Linked DNA regions of Mus musculus: regions 2 and 3 are each linked to region 1. Evidence: chromatin loops called from intact Hi-C (ENCODE). Cell type or tissue: heart. All regions are shown on one strand.

Region 1 (8,000 bases):
TGGCTACAGCCCTGTATGGACTATTCTTTCCTGTAGGGCATGCCATGCTTAGGAAATGAAAAGTCCACTCCTGCATGTTTTCATCTTCTCCAAAGAGTATAAAAGCATCCCCCAAGAACAAGCAATCATTTTCCATATTAGCTTCTGGGTAAACTGTAGGTATACGGACAAATATTTGCTGGTGCTCATTGGTTAACAAATGCCACACGGGGAATCCCACCCAGAAGAATGGAAAATGTTCTGTGTCTATGGTTTGTTTTTAAGGAAACCCCAAGGCAAGAGGGAGTATAAGAAGGAAGAATGCACAGAGTGCTAAGAAGGAAATTAAGACAGAAGGACAGCATTGGGGACTAATTTTTCATTTGAAAAATAGATTGTCTCCTGTTCCCCAGGCTGTCTGCTGCTAAGCAGAGTTGAGCTTCAGTATCCAGACTGGTTCATTAAAATATGGTCCCTTTAGTTCAACATGACTCATCTTTACGATGAACCAGTGATTCTGGGAATTAAATGTGCTACTTTTGCTATGCGTGTGACACCCATATGAATAACAGAAGACTTAATCTTTAATGATTTCATGTTCAGTTTATGCAATTGCATAGCTGACCTGGCCCTCCCATTTAATAAAATATGATAATTCAAAGTGCTGTTATAGGAATCCCTTTGAGCAACTGCCTATCCCTGCTGCTTTGTACTAAAACTTTGTATATCTGTTTCAATAAAATAAAGTAAATAATTTGATGGTCTTTGTTCCTCTTCCAGTGTCTTTGACCTCATTGCCCTACTTCACCAGATTCCAACACACTATCATAATTGTTAGCTTTTTCACTTCTCTATTCCCAGAACTTGAACAAAGGCCTAGTCTACCAACTGTACAATTCATGAATGACAGTCACTAGCTAAATTGGTTTTTTTGGAGACATATAAGTCTGAACTAAGAACTTAAATTTTTGCATTCTGAAAGGATACTTAATGGTATGCAATAAACCCAAATGAAGTCACTGTATCTGCATTGCCTCTGCAGTAGTGCACAGGCTCCATGGCTGGCAAGAGATCAGCAGGCAGAGTCTTTATATAATGCCACTGCCTTGGGAAAGGAATTTTTTTTTTTTTTTGGCTTGCTTCTTCTCTGTTTTGATTTATTTTGAGGTAGGGTTTTGTTATCCAGTTCAGTTTGGCCTTAAACTTGCCATCTTCTTGCCACAGTCTCCCAAGATCACGTCAAGATGCTGTGTTTGAACTGCTCTCTAAAACACTAAGAGCCTTACATTCCTGAAGCCAAGCAATCTAATGAATCTGGGAACTGAAGGTTTCACAAAGCACTGAGTGACTTCACAAGAGCTTAACATCAACCCAACAGCTAAGGCTAAGATATGAGTTACCTGATAAGTATTATTAATGGTTTGTAATACCATTTTGTTTGGTGCAAATACTGCTCATGTTTTGAGTATTTTGCTGTAATATCTATATTATAATTTCTATATAAGTGATATAGGTTTAAGATACTACATTTTGTAAGATTTATTGACAAAGCTATTAAAGCCACTCAGCTTGACCTCTGGTACAATGCTGAACTAAGGAACTGCCTGGGAAACTAAAATATATTTAACCGAAGGATCATTAGTAGATTCCCCACAGAACCACATAACCACAGCCACTAGAACAGCAGCAGGGCAGTGGAGGGAGGAAAATATTCAGACACCAAACTTAATAATAGATCTAAATTTTTGTGGAACTCAAACATGTAGAATGAATGAGACTTCGTTAGAAAAGAAATGTATTTTATTACAAATGCCAAATCATGTGTAGGACCCTAAATGTGGTTGTTCTACAAGGCCAGGGGTTCTGGAGTTGAAGCCAGGTATGATCTGTGATTTCCTAGACTCTGTGCATTGCTGTGATAGATATGCTCCTGTAAGATTACAGGGTCCACAGAACAACTTGTTTTGTTAAATTTATGCCATCTAAAATAAATGTGTGATACAGAAAGAGACATTGTAGCAGTGATGATGCTCTAGGAATCAAGCACTAATGAGGTAACAGTACACAGGAGGATCACTGACAGAGAAGAAAGTCTAAGCCAAAGAAAGCAATGAGCAAAGAGCTTCACCCTATGGGAACCACAGAGCTATTAAAATCCGAGAATCCAGGCTAAGGTCATCACGCTGTCATGCTAAAGGCTCATCAACCACAGGACAGCTATTTTATTGCTAGGAAATTGCTAGACAATTGTGGCGTTCACCCGGAGGAAACGCGCAAATGCCTGAGAACCTTTCTCCGACTTTCAATAGCCTCTTCTACCTCACCTCATCTTCTTCTCTCCATTATCTCTCCCTCTTCTACACCAGGGTTCCAACCACATGTAACCTATGAAACAGCACAGTGATTTAGATGAAAATTCTATGACAGAGGTGATTTCATAACTAATGTCCATCAAGAGGCAGGCATCGCACACTTTCTAGTCCAGACTTTCAGATTTATGAGGCATAATGTTAGCAATTAGTCAGCTGTCTTGACTCAGGGATGCTTTGAAAGTCAAATTCATGGGCTAGTCTGGAGACAACTGTGATCTCTTATTCTGATGAAGAAAACACACGCTGGAACCTTCCTTCTCCCAATTCACTGAATGGTACAGTCTCTGAATCATGAGTTTGCTGTGGGCAGAGCAGAGTCTTGGGCATCCTTATGCATGACATTAGACAGATGTTCAAGAGTGGAGAAAAGGAACAAAGAGAAGATGCTACTCCCTTTTCCATTTTCTGAGGTCACATTAGATGCCTGCAGAAACGTATTATATGAAGAGGTGTTTGGTGTTCACCATCTTAGAGACTGAAATTTCAGGCAGAATTTGGAAAATTGCTAACATCTCAAAGGAGAGTCAAAAATAACAAACTTGGGAAAGAAAAGGTATTGGAATGATACTGGCTCTGAGTCCTTTGCTGACTTGAGTAGCACAGAGCTAGTTGAGATCTGTATGCCTTTCCAACTCCATTCTATGCAAATTTAGTGAGAAATATGGATAGCCCCAAGTATCTATCCCTCCAGGGATATCTATGAAAAAACTAAGCTCACATTTACATCCACAACCATGGTTAGCAACTGCCTTGTTTATGCTGACTTACAGTCATCAGCACAAAAAGTGTTCAGCCCGAGTCCTGTGGTCACTGTTCCTGGAAGGAAGTGATTTGAGGATGTACACAAAGAAAGAGAACTTTTAGTATATTTTAAAGCTTCTACATTTCAGCAATCTGAAAACTTCAACCACAGTATGACGATTCGTTAGCTAAAGACTTAAACTGTTAACGCACTTAAGATTTACAACTTCAGATTATTTTAACTTTTCAACTGGAAGAAATAACTTATATTCCAAACCCCAGAAACTGTTGGCTTTAAAGTGAAACCGGCTCCACCCTTAAGGATACAAAGCCACAAAATTAACTTCAAACCAACCCATAAAATAGGCATGGTGTGAGCTCCCCCTACTGGTACAACATTATTCCCACTTCAGGAATCAAACCAGGTTATAGTTTCTGGGACTAGCTGGATAAAACAAGAATTGCAATTTAGAATTCAAGAGAAGAGAAAGCTAAAGGAGTTTGTGAGAACCAAAAACAATCAACAAAATATAAAAAGCACCTCCCCTAACTTTAGAATAGTCTCCACGAAAGACAGCAAAAGACATGTTTATAAATATTTGAGTCAACCTGTAAGTCCCCACCCAGCATCAGACACCCATGAGTAAAATAAACAACTGTCATTCTCAAGACAACCAAGTTCACATTCGCATGCAGACAGAGAAGCCAGCAGAGCTTAATTGAAGTGATGCTTACACACTGACAATGGATCCCCTCCCTTAACAGCACATAAGAAACGCTGCAGGCTTCAGAGAAATAAAATAAATTATGTAGCACCACGGAGGCTGAACAAAGTCTGAGGGCCTTGGGGTTTTCTGCACTGGGAAATGACTTCTATATTGTTATGTGAACTGGGACAATGAAGGGGAAAGCTGTAAGTTTTATACTTCAAGCCACTCAAATTAGTTGTCCGCAGAGCAGAAAATTCAATGTGCAAGAATCAATGATAAATACAGGTAAAGTGCTACTGTGGGGACATTCGCAATAGCAGCACAACGGAAACGCAACAAAGGTGTTGAGGCTGCTATGCTGTTATAGAGAAAATATAGTGTAAGATGGCACTCCTGCTCTGTCTCGATCAACAAAGGGAGCTGTTCCAAGGTGTCTGCTATATTTGTACGGCTGCACTTTGATTATAACTGATTCTGTTATCACAATCTGCTACATAGCCTACATAGCACATAAATGCATAAAGCCATTTAAAAGCCAAATTACTGAGTTCCCTGTTATTGTATTTTACCTTTTACTGCCATACCGGGGATGATGCTGAAACTGTTGATGATAAATTTCAAGGAGTAAATGAAAAACAAAAACGTCAGACTACACAGGCTTTATTGAAAAGCAACCAACTGAAAACTCCTAAGCACGTCAGTGTGTTTGCATCTCAAAGTCTGAGAAAATTGCCTTCGATGAGTATATTGGGCTCAGCACGAGGGCTTTGGTTCTTAAAATGGTGCTCTTTATGAAGTATATTTGTGTTTTAAAATTAAACCAGTAATGTTGATTTGTGACGAACATGGATGAGATAAAGACGCTATTGACATCCTTCCTACCCTTTCCACATACTTTTCTTTTGTTCTGAGTCAGGCAAAGACTCATTGCACAGACTTGGATAGTGATGTGAACTTGATCCTCATGTATCTACCTCCTGACTATCCATGTTCTTCCTTACTTTGGCAAGTAACACTTGTTCACACCCATACTAGCATCTAAATGGACAGAAAGTATTTGTTACCACCTCACTGGCCCTTTGACCAACACTCAGGTTGTGTGGACTCACTCTGCCTTGTTCCACTGTGGCAATCTTTGTGTTAGTATCTTGCTTCAATTTTGCTTCACATACAATTTATTCTCCACCTGGAGGCCTGAACAGTATTTTAAACATATTAAAAAAAAAAGATTGCCCTTAAAACATTTTAATGACCCTGGTGAAAATACAAATTTTTTTTACGACTCAGCTGAGGGTTTTCTGGTCAAGTGCTGTGGTGCTGAACTCCCTCTGCCCTGTATTTCCCAAGGAGCTCGCAGAGTGTATTAGTTACTTCTCTATGACCATGATAAGACACTGTGACCAAGGCAACGTACAGAAGGGACTTTACTGAGAAATACAATTCCAGAAGGAGAAGAATCCATGAGAGGAGTGCAGCACAGATGCAGGAGGCAGAGAAAGCAGGAAGCAGAGAGAGCATACCTGAGTGGGCATAGGTCTGAACTCTCTTTCTGGTGACATACCTCTTCCAACAAGGACACACCTCTTAGGACCTAGGACACACCACAACTAGGACTTAGCCCAAGGATGCACCAATTAGGAACTAAGTATCCAAATGCCCAAGACTACAGGGCATGGAATACAGGTGACTACACGTAGGGACTTGGCATTTGTCGGGAGCATCCTGCTTCTGTACCTTTACCTGCTATTTCTCTTTCTCATAATAAAATTGAATTTTTTCTCCCAAGAGAGATACTTTGTCTTATAGCACCTGTTTTATTTTCTGTAAACTAGTTGTTACTCTCTGAAGTATTCTTACTCAGAGTTTTTTCTTGTCTCTTAAACTTGGTTGGCACAAAGTATGGCATAGCCAATGTCACCAATACGAAGAAAGTACAAAGAAAAATAGAATGCATATTATATAATCAATAATACTACCAGATTGTGTGTGTATGTGTGTCCTTCCATGCATTCTTATGTCCAAGTCACATCACACAAATTTGCTGATTTATGAAAATCTATTTAATAGTAATAACTACTCCCAATCACATTAATAATGCTTAATATGAAATATTGCAACATTCTATTTTAATTTCCCAACTTATGGCAACAACCTACACATGAAACAATGAAGTAAAAAGAAATTTCAGAGCCCAAGGAAGCTAGCTTTGTTCCTCACAACATATGAAAATGTTTAACAAATACTGTTGTGCCTCTTCTTTTAACCATCGAAAATAGAGATGATCTATGTTCCCTGAAGAATCATGCCAATTACTTAATACACGACTATAAATAATCAGACCATAATATGCACCCATGTGTTTTTACTTGCCCAATCTGAAGGTATGGTATCATGCTTAATATTAACATACTATTTGGATGTAGTCTCCCCTCCCCCAGCCTGAAACCTGCTTGCTCGGGGTGGAGCTTCCTGCTCATTCGTTCTGCCACGCCCACTGCTGGAACCTGAGGAGCCACACACGTGCACCTTTCTACTGGACCCGAGATTATTCGGCGGGAATCAGGTCCCCTCTCCCTTCCTTTATAACTAGTGTCCCAAGAATAAAATTTGAGCTTTGATCAGAATGAATTTGTCTTGGCTCCGTTTCTTCTTTCGCCCCGTCTAGATTCCTCTCTTACAGCTCGAGTAGCCTTCTCAGTCGAACCGTTCATGTTGCGAGCTGCTGGCGGCTGCAACATTTGGAGCACTTTTTTATTTACACTTTTGCCATCCCAATAACTTCAAGAAGTATTAAATAACCATTGTATTTTTCTTCCACATGGTATTATACTAGAGACACAAAAATTAGAAGGTTTTTCAAAAGTCATTTCATTTTCATTAACTATAAATTCTGTATACTAAGAATGTTAGGAATACTACTTTTAATTTTGAGATATTTAGTGATAAACACTATTCAGAAAATAACAGGAAGATATATCTACATTTGGAGGAAAAGCCTTGGAGCTGGAGATATGGCTAAGTTTGTTAAGGGATGTGTCCCTGATCTCATTCCAAAAGACTAGATCGAAAGAGGCAGATGGAGGGAGATTCCTGGGCCTTTGCCCACAGGTCACTCTAACTGAATTGGCAAACTCCAGGTTCACTAAGAGACTGAAAAACTGAAGTGGGGAGCAACTGAAGATGCCTGACATTGTTGACCTCAAAGTAAAACATATACAAGCACACATCTATGTGCTACTCAGAGACTATGGCAGCAAGTGTGGATATACATAGGTTTCAACTAGACAGGGTCCCAGGGTTGAGAGGGGAAGTGGAGCAGGAGCTCTCTCCCCTTACCAAGACAGATACATAAGTAAATAAAAGCAAATTTTGGAATAAACAAATATATTTGGAACACTGTGTAGAATAACAGAGCCTCTTGTGTAAGTTCAGGTCTTCAGAGTCTTGATCCAGAATGTCATGGGTGTCATTGTGTACAGCTGTTTTGCTAATGAAGACACTGGCTTCTTTTTCCTGATGCTATGGGCAGTGTTTCTAACATGTTTTGTCAGATGGACTTCTTGATTACTGGCTAAAAGAGTTAAAAAATAAAAACTACAAATATGTTGCGTGTAACTAAATAGCTCTGAATGTGAATTTTGGCTAAAATATAAAATGTTTGTATGCCTCCTGCTCATATTACCACTTCACACCCTCCTTCATACCTGATTTCTACAATATCATCAGAGGAGAATTGCCCCACAAATCTGCACAAAGACAAGTAAACTTTTGTGAAATATCTAGAAAAAGGAGAATTATTTCTGTTGTAAGAATATTTCTGTATAGGAATTAAATTTCAAAATTCTAACTTAAAATACCTTTTCTCTGAAGCTTAAGTGGCACTGTCAGTAGGCAGGCCAGCTATTCATGTCTCCACATGCTCTGGAACCCACTGTGGCAGAGAGGACTCTACTTAGAACACAGCAGCCAGAAAACAAATGGTTGGAGCAGGAGTAGTGCTGTCCAAAGTGTGCAATGATTATTGATTCCTTTCAGTTTTTGTTTACTCAAATAGAATGTCTCTATGCTCCTGTGTGGCTCTCAGATGTGACGTCTTTATTCTCATCTTTCAGAATGCTGGGACTTTAGGCCTGTGCTACCATGCCAGGTTTAAACATATGAACTCACAGAGACAGCGGCAGCACACATGGGCCTGCAC
Region 2 (8,000 bases), 180 kb before region 1:
TGGGCATTGCACACAGGGAAAGCGCACGTAAATGGTGCCCATAAATAGTGCAGAATGCATTTACGAACTGGGGCATAAACACAGTTTCCCAGAGTGTCTCTTAGGACCCAAGGCAACTTTTCAGCCCAAGTTTTCATCTGTATTGCAAATACTGCTTCTTTATCTATAGCCATGAACATAACATAAGATTACAGGTGACTGGTTACATGATTTTCAGGAGGAAATAACGAAAGCATAGAGCTCAAGGAAGCAGGAAAATTGTGAGTTAGAGTCCACAGGCTTTTAGAGACTTGCAGCAGTCCTACTCTAACTCCTAGAGGGGAACATACTTGAATTGAGACACTCTTTTCCCCCTCAGAAATCCTGACATCTAATTTCATTTCTCGAGCTTAAATATTCCAGGATAGTCTAGTGGCACTGTATTAACCTGGGCAAACGTTTTTATTTGTTTTGGTGCTGATACCAATATTTGTGCTACAAGCTGCTGCCTGCATTTTCTGCTATTTATTTCCTACAGATCAGATTATTGGCCCAGATATAACATGTTTTCCAGCGAAGTGCCTCTTGTGTTCATGAACAAATGGAAAAAAGCTTCCATTTTAAATGTAGATTTTTGTCACATGACTGAATTAATTCATGTTACAAATACGATACGAAACCACTTGATATTCCTGACTGAATACCTGGAGTAGAGAAGCCATGAAGGCAAATATTTAACAAATCAAGTAACTGCCCCATTTGCACAGGCAGGTGGACAAAATTAAAGCACTGTGGCCAGTTCCAGGCCAGCCATTTATAGCTTTTTGAGCCTCCTAGGTATTACTTCTAGCATGTGTAACCTTGTTTTATGGGCTGACATTAAAACAAATGGGGTAATGTGAATGAATCTTTGTAAACTCCAAATTATTGCAGAGAAGCTGGGAATCTTTTTTTTTTTTTTTTTTTTAATTAATGGGAGATTTACTGTAGCACTACTCAGGATTCTCTGCTGTGCAGAGAAACAGGAAACAATAGAAGAGTTGAATGTGTATGTGGCTGTGTGTGTGTGTGTGTGTGTGTGTGTGTGTATGTGTGTGTGTGTTTATGCACATGTGCATATCCGTTTGTGCCTATGTATGAATATTTATGTGTGCATACATATTAGTGTGTGCAGGCATGTGGAGGTCGAAGGACAACCCCTTCTGTGGTTCCTCAGCTGCTGGCAACCTTGTCCTCTAGAGACAGGGTCTCTTTCTGGGCTCAGCAAGTAGGCTAGGCTGGTTGCTTGGTCCGCGAGCCTTAGGCATCCTTCCATCTGTGCTTCTCCAGAGCTGAGATTACTACTGTACGTCTACTCTTGTCTATACAGTTTCTGAGGATCAACCACAGGTCCTCAAATTTGCAACGTGAACACTTTACTGACCGAGTCTTCGTCCCAGCCTGGGGGGAGGGGGCAGAGATTTTAAATTCAATCGAAATAGCACTTAGGGACCGTGAGGGTGTATGGAGAGATTATCAAGTACTTCAGATGATTTCACAGCAGCCTCAACAGCACAGCAGAACATTCTTGAATTTGAAGCTCTCAAAGGGTTAAGTTCAGGGTGTAGTGTTCGCTCCCCAGCTCCTGAGTTTTAGGCAGTTAAACTTTTCTGGGGTCCCTTGCTGCTCACACTTGCTGGCTTCTGCAATTAGCAGTGCTGTCTCGAACCTCAGCTCTGCCATGCAATCTCTTTCACTTAATCTCTTTGAACTTCCATTTCTCACCTGTCAGATGCTTCTAATGCCTCTTCACATTTCTGTTGTGAAGACTGAAGGGGACAACATGTGCGGAAAGGCTTTGTAAATTGCGATGGCTTCCACAAAGAACAAGTTATTTGGCAATTCACTTAGACTACGTTGATACCCTTTTAGGTTGTCAGTTTCTTCTTTGTGGGGAAAATGGGTTGACGGGATACTAATAGGATAGAGAGGATTTGGTTTGTAAGTCTGGATTTTTTTCTTCCACATTTCAGACTTGTGCATAATATCTCAATTATTGTTTAAAGGGAAGCACATCTCTAAAAGAAATGTTTCCTAAAACTTAAGACTTCCTGAAGTGACAAGAGACGGTGAATTACCACAAAGCAATGCTCTGGGAGATAGGTAGACTCTGTTTGGTACTAGACCCAGAGGAGAAAGGCCCTGGCTCTTCTGAAGGCACAGAGAGCCTGGGACTTTCCTTTCTCATTGACCAACATGAACACCAGGGGACTTTCTCCAGCCACATACACACTGTCACTGAGCACTGTCTGTCCAACCCAGGCTCTATCTGTCCTGTTACACAGGTCATAGGTCTTTATTCTGCTCACTCAGGGGTAATAAACTAGACTTGCTTTCCTTACAGATTCTCCTACCACTTTCCTGTGATATTAATCCCTCCCCATTTTAGAATATTCATGAATGGACTCATTACTTCAATCAGTTTCAAACACTGTGTCATTGAGATATACATATCTTACTTTTTGTGCTCTAGAATTTTATAAAAAAATATTCAAAAATCCTCAGCTATACAGAAAGCTTTTTGGGATATTTTATAAATATCATGGTTGAAGCTTCTATCCATTTATGTTCCCCAGTTATGGTTCATAAAAAGATCTGTGCTAAATATTTCACATATAATTTAGCAAAGTTAACTTTCTCTTTGGTCTCTGAAATTATTTTTATTCATTTTTTCCAGACAATGAAGACCCAGGTTCCTTTCACAGAGACTGGGACTTCTGTGCTGCCTTCTGTAGAGCCTGGGACAGCATTGCTGCATAGCAGGACTTTCCGGATATTTGTGAAATAAACCGACTCAACCATAATTTCTTTCTTATACTGGTTGCAAAGAAGCTTAGGGCTAAGTGCTTTAACCGGAATAGCCATGCTCAGGTATTTTTCTTTCCCCTAACAGTTCAGCTCTCCATGTTGTCCATCTCTGTTTAAAGACCCTCATTGACTGTAGTTTAATTATAAAAACACCACAAATCCTTTTTGGAAACTGATATAAGTAGGATACCACAAAATAAAATACATTTTAATTTTTAGATGATAAAAACTAAAGTAGTTGAAATTTATGGGTTTTTTTGTGAACATCTAACAAGCTATAAAATTAAGTACATTTTCACTGGAAAAAAAATATGTGTCTATGTTTTCCAAGGCTTGATGAGCCTCTCAGCCAGACAGGAACCCATCAGGAGACACATATATAGATACACATTGGACATAGAGAAGCACAGTTTTAAAATTCACTTTCCTTTTAGTGCAAGACTTGGTGAGGGTACACACACACACACACACACACACACACACACATACACACACACACACACACACACACACAGTGTGCCATCTTATCTACGTGTCCACAAGGGAAGATTATTATTATCATATTATCATATGCTAAAGCCAGGAAGTCCTACCTTTGTGATTTAGAAAACCCGTGGGTTAGGGCTCTTTCTGTAGTGAAAAAAAAGAGACCTAAGTCTAAGCTTGTGGACTGGTATCAGAGGGTCTGTTCTGTTTCTATGGCAGGAACTTATCACTGGGCCTGGCAAACAGAGAGGCAAAGCCTTTGAATCAAGAGTCAGAAAATGCCTCGGGTCTCATTAAAAGAGAGAGGACAGGAAGGTGATTCCAGACAGCCCAAACAGATAGTAATTCTGCTTGAAATATGATGGAAATTTTTCTTTCAGTTTTCTGGTGTGGACTACACTTTTATGCCTATGAGGAACATAGATTCCTGTCTCTGTACAAGGTAGACACGTTCTAGCTTCCTGCATATGTTACTTTTGTTTCACATAGTATTCTTTTATTTATTTATTTATTTAATAAATAAAATCTATTTAAATTAAAGTTGTAATCCAGTCTCTGTTGGTCCTGGCTGAAGCCTTTCCTTTAGATGTTATTACAAAGGAGGTTCAATAAATTTATTTTAATATTCAGACTTTCTTTAAAGAAGATAGCCACTATTTAGTTAGAAGCAAGTGTTGCCAGCTTTTAAAGTAGGCTCAAAAATGAAAGGGGAGGGCATGGTAAAAGTTCCTAAGTTTACAGTACTCATGCCACATCTGGAAAAGTGTGAGTTACAACTGCTATTTCCTTCCAGTGGGAGCGTCCGTGGACATTTGTTTAACAAGGGAAGTTGCTGTGACATCAAATTAATTGTGAGCACAGAGCAGATTTCTAGGGATGTGAGTCATAGAGTTCCTGTTTACCCTCCTTGGAGAGTTTATAACATGTGAAATATAAATTATCCAGACAATAACATATTGATTTTTCATTTGATTCTTTTAGATCTTCATGTCTATGTCCCAAACTTGGGAAAATGAAAATCCTGCTGGGTACTAGGAAATGTTGAGAAACACAATTATTTCAATGTTTTCTAATATTATATGTTTCAATAAAACCATGTATAAAAATCATGTGAAGCTGAAGTAACGTCAGGGAGGACTTCATGTATTCAGTCCATGTTTAACTATGAGTTGCAAGTTTCAATGAACTTTTTTGCTTCTCTATTTTATTTGGAATCTAGCAAGCATGCAAGCTTAAACATAACTTTAGAAATTGTCGCATTTGTTTCTTTACTTTGTGTGCACTTAGTGTCTCGGTGTGTGCTTGTGCACGCCCAGTAGCAGTGTGGAGATGGAAGTGGCAGGAGACATGCAGGAGCTGGTTGTTCTGCCATCTGATGGGTTCTGGGGACCAAACACTGATCATTAGAGTTAGCAGCAAGTGCTTTTTCCTGATCAGTCTGCCTGTTGCCCCTTAATCATGACAATTTTTCATCTTACAAGACTTTCTGTTGTCAAACTAGAGAAATCTCTAGGATGCTGAGTGACCTGATTATGTTCACTGGGAAATGTTCTTTTCTATGTGCACCAAGCAGATACAATTAGGACGGAAAACAATCTGTGCAGCTCCTATGTGCTTAGGTGTGGGGCCATCAGTGGGGGCATGGGAAAACCAGCCCACATCCAGCAGGCAGAGCTACCCTCCCTTCCTCAGCAACTGTCAACAGCTGGACTCACGGGGTCATAATAACAAGAACAAACGATGGATGGATGTGAGGCTGGGAGGATGACAAGGCAGAGGTTACTGGGAGAGCTGGAGGGAAGTAATGGTGGTTGATATGTTCAAAATGTAGTGTTTAAATGCATGAACTTTTCAAAGAAAAGAATGGAGAAAAATATTTTAAAATAAAAAATAAAAAACAAAGTGAACTAAAAAGAGTGGTAATCAGCATCAGAGGTTCACTGCCTGCAATCAAACCTGAATATATTCGGAGTAGAAATGCAACCCACTGTTTTCTTTGAAGGTGAACTGTGCTATACAATGTGAATGGAGATGAAGGTGGCAGACCCTGTATTGGAATCTCCTGGTACAGATGAGTGTACACACAGGCATTGCACAGGGTGCCAATGAACCTCTGGGGTTCCTCGTTGGGGAAAAAAATCCTCAGGGAAAGACTTGACTCTTATAAGTCCTGTCATGAATGGTTCCAGGATAGTCACAGATGCAACAGTTTTAAAGATTTTTCCATATGAATTAGTTTTTACAGGAAATATAAAGTCATCATTTACAGGAAATATAAATGCATTTAATAGAAGTAGCTTATAATACCATCAAGATAGTTGTTTATGATAAAATGTAATATTTTTATTTGGTTCTATTTAAATCTTAAAGCATAAAGAATCACCCTCAGATATTATATGTCACTATTGTATTTTATTACTTTTAATAAGTTTTCTATGGCTCAACATATTGGTGGAGTACAATTTTGGGAGCACTAGTCCTGCAAAATCTTTTACAAAAATGTGCTATTCTTCAAGTGATTCTGATGTATATTGTATACTATAAGAGGTTGGAAGTATTTAAGAGATGATTATAGTGCTGTGATTTTAAAAAGGTTTTTGAGATGTATGATAAAATTTAGTTGTGATTTTTGACATTTTATCGGATCTATTATAGGTAGGGGGAGGGAGGGAGGGAAGGAGGGAAGGAGAGAGAGAGGCAGAGAGAGAGAGAGAGAGAGGAGAAGGAGGAGGAGGAGGAGGAGGAGGAGGAGGAAGAGGAGGAGGAGGAGAAAAGACATAGCCATGAGTTGATGTAACTTCTTCTTTAAGATAATTACATGAGGATTCATGATATTATACTACATGCATTTGAGTGAATTTCACACATTAGAAATTTTAAAAAAGGTAAAATAAAATGGCTGTCCATATCCAAGAGCTCTGTATTCATAGATTCAAAAATATATGTGTGAAGCACTTGCATCTTCCAGAATGTGTACAGAGCTTTTAAAATCATCATTCCTTAAGCAATACAATACCACAGATATTTTCATAGACTTTACATTGTATTAAGTATTATAAATTATCTAGATCTAAGACATAGAAGAAGATGCACATGGGTAATATGTAAACAGAAGTCCAGTTTAAAAGAGACTATAGTGTCCTTAGACTTTGGTGTTTGTAAAGAGTTGGAACCAGTTCCAGAACCCACTCTCTGACAGAGGATTTTACACAAAACATGCATATTTGTAAAGACTGTATAATGGAAAGAAGGGAAGAAAGCTGGGGAGAAGATCAATTGCTTATGGTAACACTCCCTAAATGACCTGAATACTAGTTGTTCTTCTTAATAAGCATCTGTTAATATCTTCAGTGGTGTTTTGGGAATGGTTATATACACATATAATAGAACCAAAGTTAATATATTGGATAACTGGCAGTTTCAGGAATTTACAATATGTCAGTCTTATCTAGATGCTTGAAAACATTAAGACAAAATATGCAAAAGTTAAATTCCTCTTATGTCCACATTCTGATACATGCAAGTAATTAAGATATTACCAGGGCTTTGTTCAAGTAAAAACATAATGACAATTATCATTAAGTAAAATAAAATAATGAAGTCAGATGAAAAAAATGGTAGTATATATTTTGAATGACAAGAAACAATTGATTGGGTTTGAGTATTAGTTGTAAAATTGGTTACAAGTGTTCAGTAGCTAAATGAAACGTTGTGTTTAAAAATCCCTTGAAGCTGTACTTGGTGGCAGGTGTCTTTAATCCCAGCACTAACGAGGCAGAGGCAGCTGGATATCTACAGGTTTGAGGCCAGCCTGGTCTACATAGTGGCATATAAAAGAGCAAGTGTTGCACAGAGAAACTGTCTCAAAACAGCAAAAATGAATATGTGAATAAATAAATAAATATTCATTGGATACTTTCATAGAACTCAATAATTTTATTTTTATAATTTTACCTTAAATTCTCATAAATTATAGTCATCTGATAATATGCTAGTTGCATTCCATCAATTATTGCTCACTGTAGAAGAGTTAAATTAGGTAGTATTTTTATTACTCAAAGTAGGTTCCATAGTTGCTAAATAAGATTTATACTTTCACATAAAGTTTATTATAACTTTGCATGTCTGAGAAGCCGCATTCTAGAATCTAAATAAATGAGACATGTTAGTTTCTTTAAAAACTAAATTATTCATGAATTTCAACTCTGTATCTTCATAGTAGCCTTGTGTTAGCTCTTGCAACTCTCTTTATTTCTATCTTGTCAGAGATCAGCAAACTTTCCACTGTTGACTTTTATGAAAATTCAAACAAGAACATTTGCATTTATTACAATAAACTGCCAAACCTTGCATTAATTTCCATTGATGCCCATTAATTTGATAAATGTTTTGTCATTTGTACCATTTACACTGTCAAAACAAGTTAATTATATCTTACTGACATCTTTGACAATTGCTTTAACTATGGCAAAAAAAAAAAAGTGTGCCTTATTTAGTTCAATAAAAAATTCCTTCTTGCCCACTGAAAGCTTGAACTTCGAAGAAAGAGCAGTGCATGCCCAGGTTAGGAGTAAATAAACAGTAAATAAACAGCGGTACTCAAGGTGTAAACAGTGGTGGACAAGGCTCTCACAAACAGGCTCTCATTCTAGTCCTAGGAAATTTTACATACCTGCATAATCTGTTCT
Region 3 (8,000 bases), 140 kb before region 1:
TTAATAATGTTAACCCTGTGTGTTACATTGCTGGTCGGCAAGGCAAGATATGCCCACCAATGCAATGGTAGCAAGTATTATCGGAGTAACCAATCACTTTCTGGTTGGAACTAAGGCTCACCTGATAGGAGAGAACTCATGTCTAGTACAGTAAACCTAGTCAAAAGCCCATGCCCGGGGAGGTCGTAGACTCTAGTATGAAAATATAGATGCTTTGGTTTGTTGTTTGTTTTTCTAAAAGAACATGATGTACCTATAAAATTGCCATCTAAACAAGGATGTTTATCCTTATAGATTTTTACTGCTGAAAGTTTTGGTCAGAGAAATTTTGTTTTGCAGTGGGTCACAATAATTGTGGAGACTTGTGGTTTGCTAAGATACTGAGAATAAGTGACTGCTAAGTGTTCAACCATACCTGGGGCATCTATCAGATTCCAGCCGAAGTTCAGGAAACACTGTAGAAGAGTGGTAGAAAGGATTTACGGGCAGGGTGAGGTGGACTGTTGTCTTCTGGTCATGACTTGGCTACTTCCGTCAGGAACTCACAGATACAGTGATTAATATGATTGAGACTATGGACATTCAGTCTTGGAGAGGGAAGTGAGTTATAAGGCCCTACTCTTTTATAAGAATCCATAGGCAGTTCTTTATAGATTTTGGATATTAGCCGTCTATTGGATATGAGGTTAGTGAAGACTTTTTCCCAATCTGTAGGTTACTGATTTGTCTTATTGACTATGTCCTTTGCCTTACAGAAGCTTTCCAGTTTCATGAAGTACCACTTATCAATTCTTGATCTTAGAACTTGTGCCATTGGAACTCTGTTTAGGAAATTTCTGCCTATGCCAATGGGTTCAAGGCTCTTTCCCACGTTCTCTTCTATTATATTCAGTGTATCTGGTTTGATGTTGAGGTCCTTGACCCACTTGGACTTGAGGTTTGTACAAGGTGACAATTATGGGTCTATTTTCATTATTCTACATACAGACAGCCAGTTAGACCAGCACCATTTATTGAAGATGCTTTCTTTTGTCCCATTGTATATTTTTGGGGTCTTTGTGAAAAATTAAGTGACCATACATGTGTCGTTTTATTTCTGGGTCTTCAATTCTTTTTCATTGGTCAATGTGTCTGTCTCTGTACCAATACCATGCAGTTTTTAATCATTATTGCTCTGTAGTATAGTTTGAACTCAGGGATGGTGATTCCCCCAGAAGTTATTTTATTGTTAAGAATTGTTTTTGCTCTTCTGTTTCTTTTTTTTTTTTCCTTTCCAGATGAATTTGAGAATTGCTCTTTCAATGTCTTTGAAGACTTGTGTTGGGATTTTGATGGGGATTTCATTGGATCTATAGTGGAAGGGACTAGTTAGAAATAGGAATCAGGTCAGTAGGAGTGTGAAAGGATCAAGAGAGAGGAATATATTGAGTCCCACTAACATGTATAATCAATACTATATAATCAACACTAACATGTACAACAACAACAATAACAAAAGTGAAATAGAGAACTTGTGCATGGATCACAGATGACAGAATCTTACAGATTAGCTTAATTCTGCTAAATTTGTTTGAAATAAACAATAAATATAAGGACATAAGAAGCTGCACTAAAATAGTCACATTAACTGGTAAATATATGTCTGCCCTTTTTCATTAACAATTCATAATTAGGTAAGATTGGTGAGGGTCATTTACATTGAGATCTTTTTGTATCATACAGTTCAACCACTGGCTGCCCCAGACTTTTCACCATCTGCACAACACACTCCAATGACTAATACCATTTTAGTCCTATGTTTCACCAACTGAAACCTGAACTGTAAATAGTATTACTTACTCTGGGTCATAGCAAGCCCCTCTCCCCACTGAGCAAATAAATGAACCTAGGATCTCTCCCCCATGGCTTTCTTCAGTCACGTGCTTTTAGTAACAACTTACTAGAAGACCTGAGGAAAAATTCAGCCTTTCTCTGTATCAGACAGAGGATGAGAATCAAAGCCCAAAAGACACACACTTCAACTGCAGTGAGACAAACATGGTAAACTGGGTTTTCCTAAGTTTTATCAAATGTTGCATTTTCTAATTAGGTAATGAGGAAGCAGGGTAGACATATAACAAATGAAAATTACAACGATATATATTTTTGTATTTTCATTCATTCAGACATTTCTTAAGATCTAATATATGGTATCTGTTTTTAAAATAAAGTTGAGTAACACTACTGTACAGCTAGGAAGAGAGGGAAAATAGTATTTTGGAGGCAAATATAAGGCTTTGTTTAGTTGAATCCTGAGTAGGTCTTAGTTGAACATAAAATGATGACATATCTTCTAGCTAGTAGAGCATGCTAGTGCCCAAGAGTAGAAGCCTGAAGCTTTCACCATGGAGCTATAGGTGACTCAGTGCAGTTCTTGGAAAGGACTGCAGTAGGGCTGCCGTAATGGGTGGAGACAGATCGGGATGCAGGTTTTGGACCATCATCTAAAGGTGCACAAGGTTTTGAAGAATGGATTCAGAAAGTGACAGGCAGAGACATCTTTCTGGTTATGAAATGCCATCAGTCAGGAGTGGATGGAAAGGACTGAGACTATTAACTTCAAAAGCAACATGGTCCTTCTCTCAAGCCTAACACAGCCTCTCACCTCTCTGGTCTCACTTTCTTCTCTGCTACCTAAGAGTCTCTGATGAAGATGGCCTCTGGCTTATTTACTCAAAGCAGGGCACAAGTGGGAGCAGGGATTTTACTCTGATTCTGTGAGGATAAGTTCTATCAAAGTCTGTAAAAATGCAAGCCTCAGTAAATTAGTTTCCGTTTCTCTAAGATTCTAAGATTTTTTATTCTTAGACAACTAAACACATTTTTTTTCCTAATTGGCAAAAATCATCCAAGATGGCCAGTAGGGAATATTTTACATAACCATGTCAGAAGTTTTACTCAGCAAAAAGTTAAAGTGGATCAACATTTTCCCTTTGCATCTAGTTCCTTCCTATTATACTGTTTCTCTTTATCTGTATGTGCTGTAAATAACTCTTTCCTGACTCTTCTTCCCCTCGGTCTTGCCTTGCAAATGTTTTTCTTTATTCACTGTCATCTGGGAACATTTAATCTTGTGTACTTGTCTTTCTCTATCTCCTTTTATCATCCTCAATTATTGTTTAAAGGGGAACTTGATTAGCTTTGTCCCGGTAAACTGGCCTCCTGTTGCTGGTCATGGCAGCTGAAAGTCAGCTACCAATGGTGCTAGACTTGGTTTTCCCTTTCTTTACTTCTCCTGTGGAGTCCCCCCCAATTTCTCAATAATGTAAGTGTAAAGCTCCGAGCCACCACACTCACAGGGAGAGAAGTGTATTTAAGCATCCCAAAGAGAAGGGTGTGAAATTCATGCATGGATTGGCAGAAGTGCATTGCTCATGATTATACACAGATGGTGCTCTGTGGCCACTCATGATATTTTCTCTAGGTAGTTTCATAATCTTAATGAAATAGCCAGGATAAATCTTTTAATTATTTCGTTATATTTATATAATCAAATTGACTTATCCTAACTACAATATTATCAATGATATTACACAGCAGAACAGTTTACAAACACATACTATGTTTAGAAGGCAAAACAAAACCTTCTTTGAAACGGTTTTGTATCTCTTGAATTGATAATATAAACAAAGTGAATGAAGCCAAAGTATGTATATATTCACGGGATATTTTCTGCTCATCATTAGATGACCATAACTTATAATGTCCCTAAACATTACTCAGAGGGTTGCCATTCTATCAATTGTCGTACGGAAAGTGACAGCTTTAGAGAAAGAGAAATTGTATGTAGTGTCACTTTTAAAATGTTTACTTTTGCAACTGGCAAAACATGCAAGCTGTTAATAAACTGTTCACTCTTAACAGTAGAATGACTGTTAGTCCTATCAGGCCCATTGCCACTTAAATAAGCTGTACAGAATTTATTTATCCCTTTGGCCCATAGTGTCCTCACACACACAAATGAATAGGCATTCTCATTTGGTTTTGGCTAAACAATTTATGTTAACACAAAAAACATACTGGATAGCAGGAAATTAACTTTGACTTAATTCTGAGCTTAAGGAAGGAAAAACCAACAGTACCAGAATGGGTGTGCATTTAGAAAAAATAATGAATGTCGGTATAAAAATAGCTTTGAAAATTTGTTTTCCGAATTGCTTCCTTCCTCTGCAGTGATGATCATAGCAGGTTCCAGACACCACAGTTTAAAGTGTTGGCTTTGTTCATTTCTGCCTCAGGGTGCTTGTGCTTTGGCCTGGTTTTTCATGATGCTGCACCTATATTAAAGTGTGTGCGGTTTTCTCCCCTGAGATAAGAAGGTACTATGGGGCTGCTGGGTGGCGATTCAACAGGACAGATAGGTTAATTAAATAATATAATATGGTGCAAACTCCAGATGATCAGAATACCACATGGAGAACTGGTTGTGCATAATGAGAATTATTTTAAAGGCCTGTGCATTCTATATTATGAAAAAGATTTGTGATAATTATACTATTTTCCTTGATCTTCCCGAGAGTGTTCTCTTTGGAAGTGTGTCTGAGCAACTGCACACTGAAATAGTAGGTTTTACATTCTGCTTCTAGGAAACTGTTCTGTCAGGAGCTCAACCAAGATGCTCTGTTGCTAAAAATAAAATAATAACAGATTTTTCTAAACTCTGATTAAAAACAAGTTAGGAAAAATACAGTATTCCTTGAATTTCAAGCTTCTTTTTCTGTCATTTCTTCAGTTTGTCTACTGACATATACTAGGAAGGATGACAAAATGAAGGAGCCCAGAGGACACACCCTATGAGGCAAACCTTGTCATGACAGCTCTCAGATGCACACTCTCATCACTATATGTGAACAATCCTATTTCTGCAGCCATATTTCCTCTTAATTCTTTTAATTTAATTTTTTATATAAAATTTTAATAATATTATAGTTTTCAAGTGTGTAGGTACATAAACCCAACTGAAAAACATTGAAATAAAATGCTATTGCTTACTAGTTTATGTTTCTGAATATAAATAGCAAGAATTTTAAAAATAAAACTGGGAAAAAAAATCTGACGGCCAGGCTTATATTCTCCAGGTTTAAGAAATATGGTAAGGTACACAAAGAAGTGAGAAAATACATTATCCCATGTCTGCCTTGGCAGAGTTATTTTCAACAAGTAAGTGATACTATTAATGGCTGCATATCTAATTTAACTGGGGACCTTGAAGATGGCCTCTAGTTTGCATTCCATTAAGAGTTTTTAATAAGATTTCAACAAAAATAATAATAAAAGCATCCCACTTCACCTTCGCTTCTCCTTAACAATTCAAAGTATCAATTATAATATAACCTTCATTTGACTTGCAACCATCCCTGTACTCTCAACAGCGTATTAAATTGTGTGCCAACGCTTAAAGTGCAAAATAAATGTCTTGCTTTATCTTGTAACTTTAGTTCCATTTTAAAGTGACCTCTCAAATGTCTAACACTCAACTACACTTTCTGTAAAAAACAATTTTTCTAAACACTGGGCATTTTTAAAAGCTGGAAGATTCATTTTACCCAATCTTCAAGTGACACAGCCTCTCCATGCATTCTCTCGCTTTTAATGTGCTCACAGGAATGCTATTCTTGGGATGGCACAACTGCTCTCTGTCTGCAAGCCATATCTAGGGAGTCCTGACCCCAGGGCTCACAGAAAAAAATAGGCTGAAGCCTGGTATCAAAGAAAGGCAAGACTTACAGAAGCTTCCAGAACTCGGCCCTCCTTTAAAGAGGAGCAGAGATTAATAAAGGAAACAAAAGAATTTGAAAGATTAAGAAAAATGAGAGCATCCAGGAAAAGCCAGAGGTGAAAACAGGAAACCACGTGACATTCTGAAACAGATTTCAGAGCTCTTAGGAGGGTCTCTCACACCCATGCTTCCTGAGATGATCAGCAATAAGCGGTAAGTCTGTTTCCCCAGCTGCATTTCCCAGTGTGCTGCAGAGGATTACATGAAAGTGTCTGAGGTTTTACCCACAGGGGCTGTTTATGGAGGAAGAGGCCTTCTTCTTCCCCTGGAGCCCCTTAATGCCTGCAAAATAGCAGCACAGGGGTGTGATGTTTCTGGAAGACCAGCTGAGGCAGTTTGTCTGGAGGGCTATGAATGTCTTGGTAATTTTTTTTTAAAATAACTTACTATGTAGAAAAAATACATACAGAATTTGTATTTTGCTTCCCAGACTGGACCTTGGAGACAACCACTTATACACAGTGACCTACGACACTCAAAAGAAAGGTGACACAAATAAGTGACTGCAGTACAAGTAGTACCCATATAAGCCGGTGTGGTGGCACACGCCTTTAATCCCAGCACTCAGGAGGCAGAGGCAAGCGGATTTCTGAGTTCGAGGCTAGCATGGTCTACAAAAGTGAGTTCCAGGACAGCCAGAGCTATATAGAGAAACCCTGTCTCAAAAAACCAAAAACCAAAAACCAAACCAAAACAAAACAAAGAAACAAAATAAAACCAAGTAGTACCCATATGAAATGATTTATACACCATTTTCTTTAATTATTTTAGAAACAAGATATATCTTTTTTTTTTTTTTTTCCATTTTTTATTAGGTATTTAACTCATTTACATTTCCAATGCTATACCAAAAGTCCCCCATATCCACCCACCCCCACTCCCCTGCCCACCCACTCACCCTTTTTGGCCCTGGTATTCCCCTGTACTGGGGCATATAAAGTTTGCAAGTCCAATGGGCCTCTCTTTCCAGTGATGGCCGACTAGGCCATCTTTTGATATATATGCAGCTAGAGTCAAGAGCTCCGGGGTACTGGTTAGCTCATAATGTTGTTCCACCTATAGGGTTGCAGATCCCTTTAGCTCCTTGGCTACTTTCTCTAGCTCCTCCATTGGGAGCCCTATGATCCATCCATTAGCTGACTGTGAGCATCCACTTCTGTGTTTGCTGGGCCCCGGCATAGTCTCACAAGAGACAGCTACATCTGCGTCCTTTCAATAAAATCTTGCTAGTGTATGCAATGGTGTCAGCGTTTGGATGCTGATTATGGGGTGGATCCCTGGCTATGGCAGTCTCTACATGGTCCATCCTTTCATCTCAGCTCCAAACTCCGTCTCTGTAACTCCTTCCATGGGTGTTTTGTTCCCAAATCTAAGGAGGGGCATAGTGTCCACACTTCAGTCTTCATTCTCCTTGAGTTTCATGTGTTTAGCAAATTATATCTTATATCTTGGGTATCCTAGGTTTGGGGCTAATATCCACTTATCAGTGAATACATATTGTGTGAGTTTCTTTGTGAATGTGTTACCTCACTCAGGATGATGCCCTCCAGGTCCATCCATTTGGCTAGGAATTTCATAAATTCATTCTTTTTAATAGCTGAGTAGTACTCCATTGTGTAGATGTACCACATTTTCTGTATCCATTCCTCTGTTGAGGGGCATCTAGGTTCTTTCCAGCTTCTGGCTATTATAAATAAGGCTGCTATGAACATAGTGGAGCATGTGTCCTTCTTACCTGTTGGGGCATCTTCTGGATATATGCCCAGGAGAGGTATTGCTGGATCCTCCGGTAGTACTATGTCCAGTTTTCTGAGGAACCGCCAGACTGATTTCCAGAGTGGTTGTACAAGCCTGCACTCCCACCAACAATGGGGGAGTGTTCCTCTTTCTCCACATCCTCGCCAGCATCTGCTGTCACCTGAATTTTTGATCTTAGCCATTCTGACTGGTGTGAGGTGGAATCTCAGGGTTGTTTTGATTTGCATTTCCCTGATGATTAAGGATGTTGAACATTTTTTCAAGTGCTTCTCTGCCATTCGGTATTCCTCAGGTGAGAATTCTTTGTTCAGTTCTGAGCCCCATTTTTTAATGGGGTTATTTGATTTTCTGAAGTCCACCTTCTTGAGTTCTTTATATATGTTGGATATTAGTCCCCTATCTGATTTAGGATAGGTAAAGATCC

Evidence for each region. Peaks named below come from ENCODE experiments on the same cell type or tissue, not always from the same donor. Only the 100,000 strongest peaks of a DNase experiment are listed, where the experiment ranks them.
Region 2: it touches region 1 in a loop (7-fold over the local background); 6 of 42 quality-filtered maps call a loop at or near these places.
Region 3: it touches region 1 in a loop (6-fold over the local background); 8 of 42 quality-filtered maps call a loop at or near these places.

What each region holds. Positions count from the first base shown.
Region 1 is chr1:50,957,951-50,965,950 of GRCm38, reverse strand. All of the region lies in intron 4 of Tmeff2 (transmembrane protein with EGF-like and two follistatin-like domains 2), which reads right to left. Among named protein-coding and RNA genes, the nearest start is that of Tmeff2, 34 kb to the right of the region's middle. In heart, a CTCF peak has its summit at 3,481 (motif pointing left); no DNase peak of the experiment used is centred here; H3K27ac peaks cover 279 bases.
Region 2 is chr1:51,133,103-51,141,102 of GRCm38, reverse strand. It overlaps Tmeff2 (transmembrane protein with EGF-like and two follistatin-like domains 2), which reads right to left. Exons shown (of 10, transcript NM_019790.4): 7 at 7,985-8,000. Among named protein-coding and RNA genes, the nearest start is that of Cavin2, 150 kb to the left of the region's middle. In heart, a CTCF peak has its summit at 4,120; a DNase peak (open chromatin) is centred at 4,122; H3K27ac peaks cover 309 bases.
Region 3 is chr1:51,102,889-51,110,888 of GRCm38, reverse strand. All of the region lies in intron 5 of Tmeff2 (transmembrane protein with EGF-like and two follistatin-like domains 2), which reads right to left. Among named protein-coding and RNA genes, the nearest start is that of Tmeff2, 180 kb to the right of the region's middle. In heart, no CTCF peak of the experiment used is centred here; a DNase peak (open chromatin) is centred at 4,288; H3K27ac peaks cover 726 bases.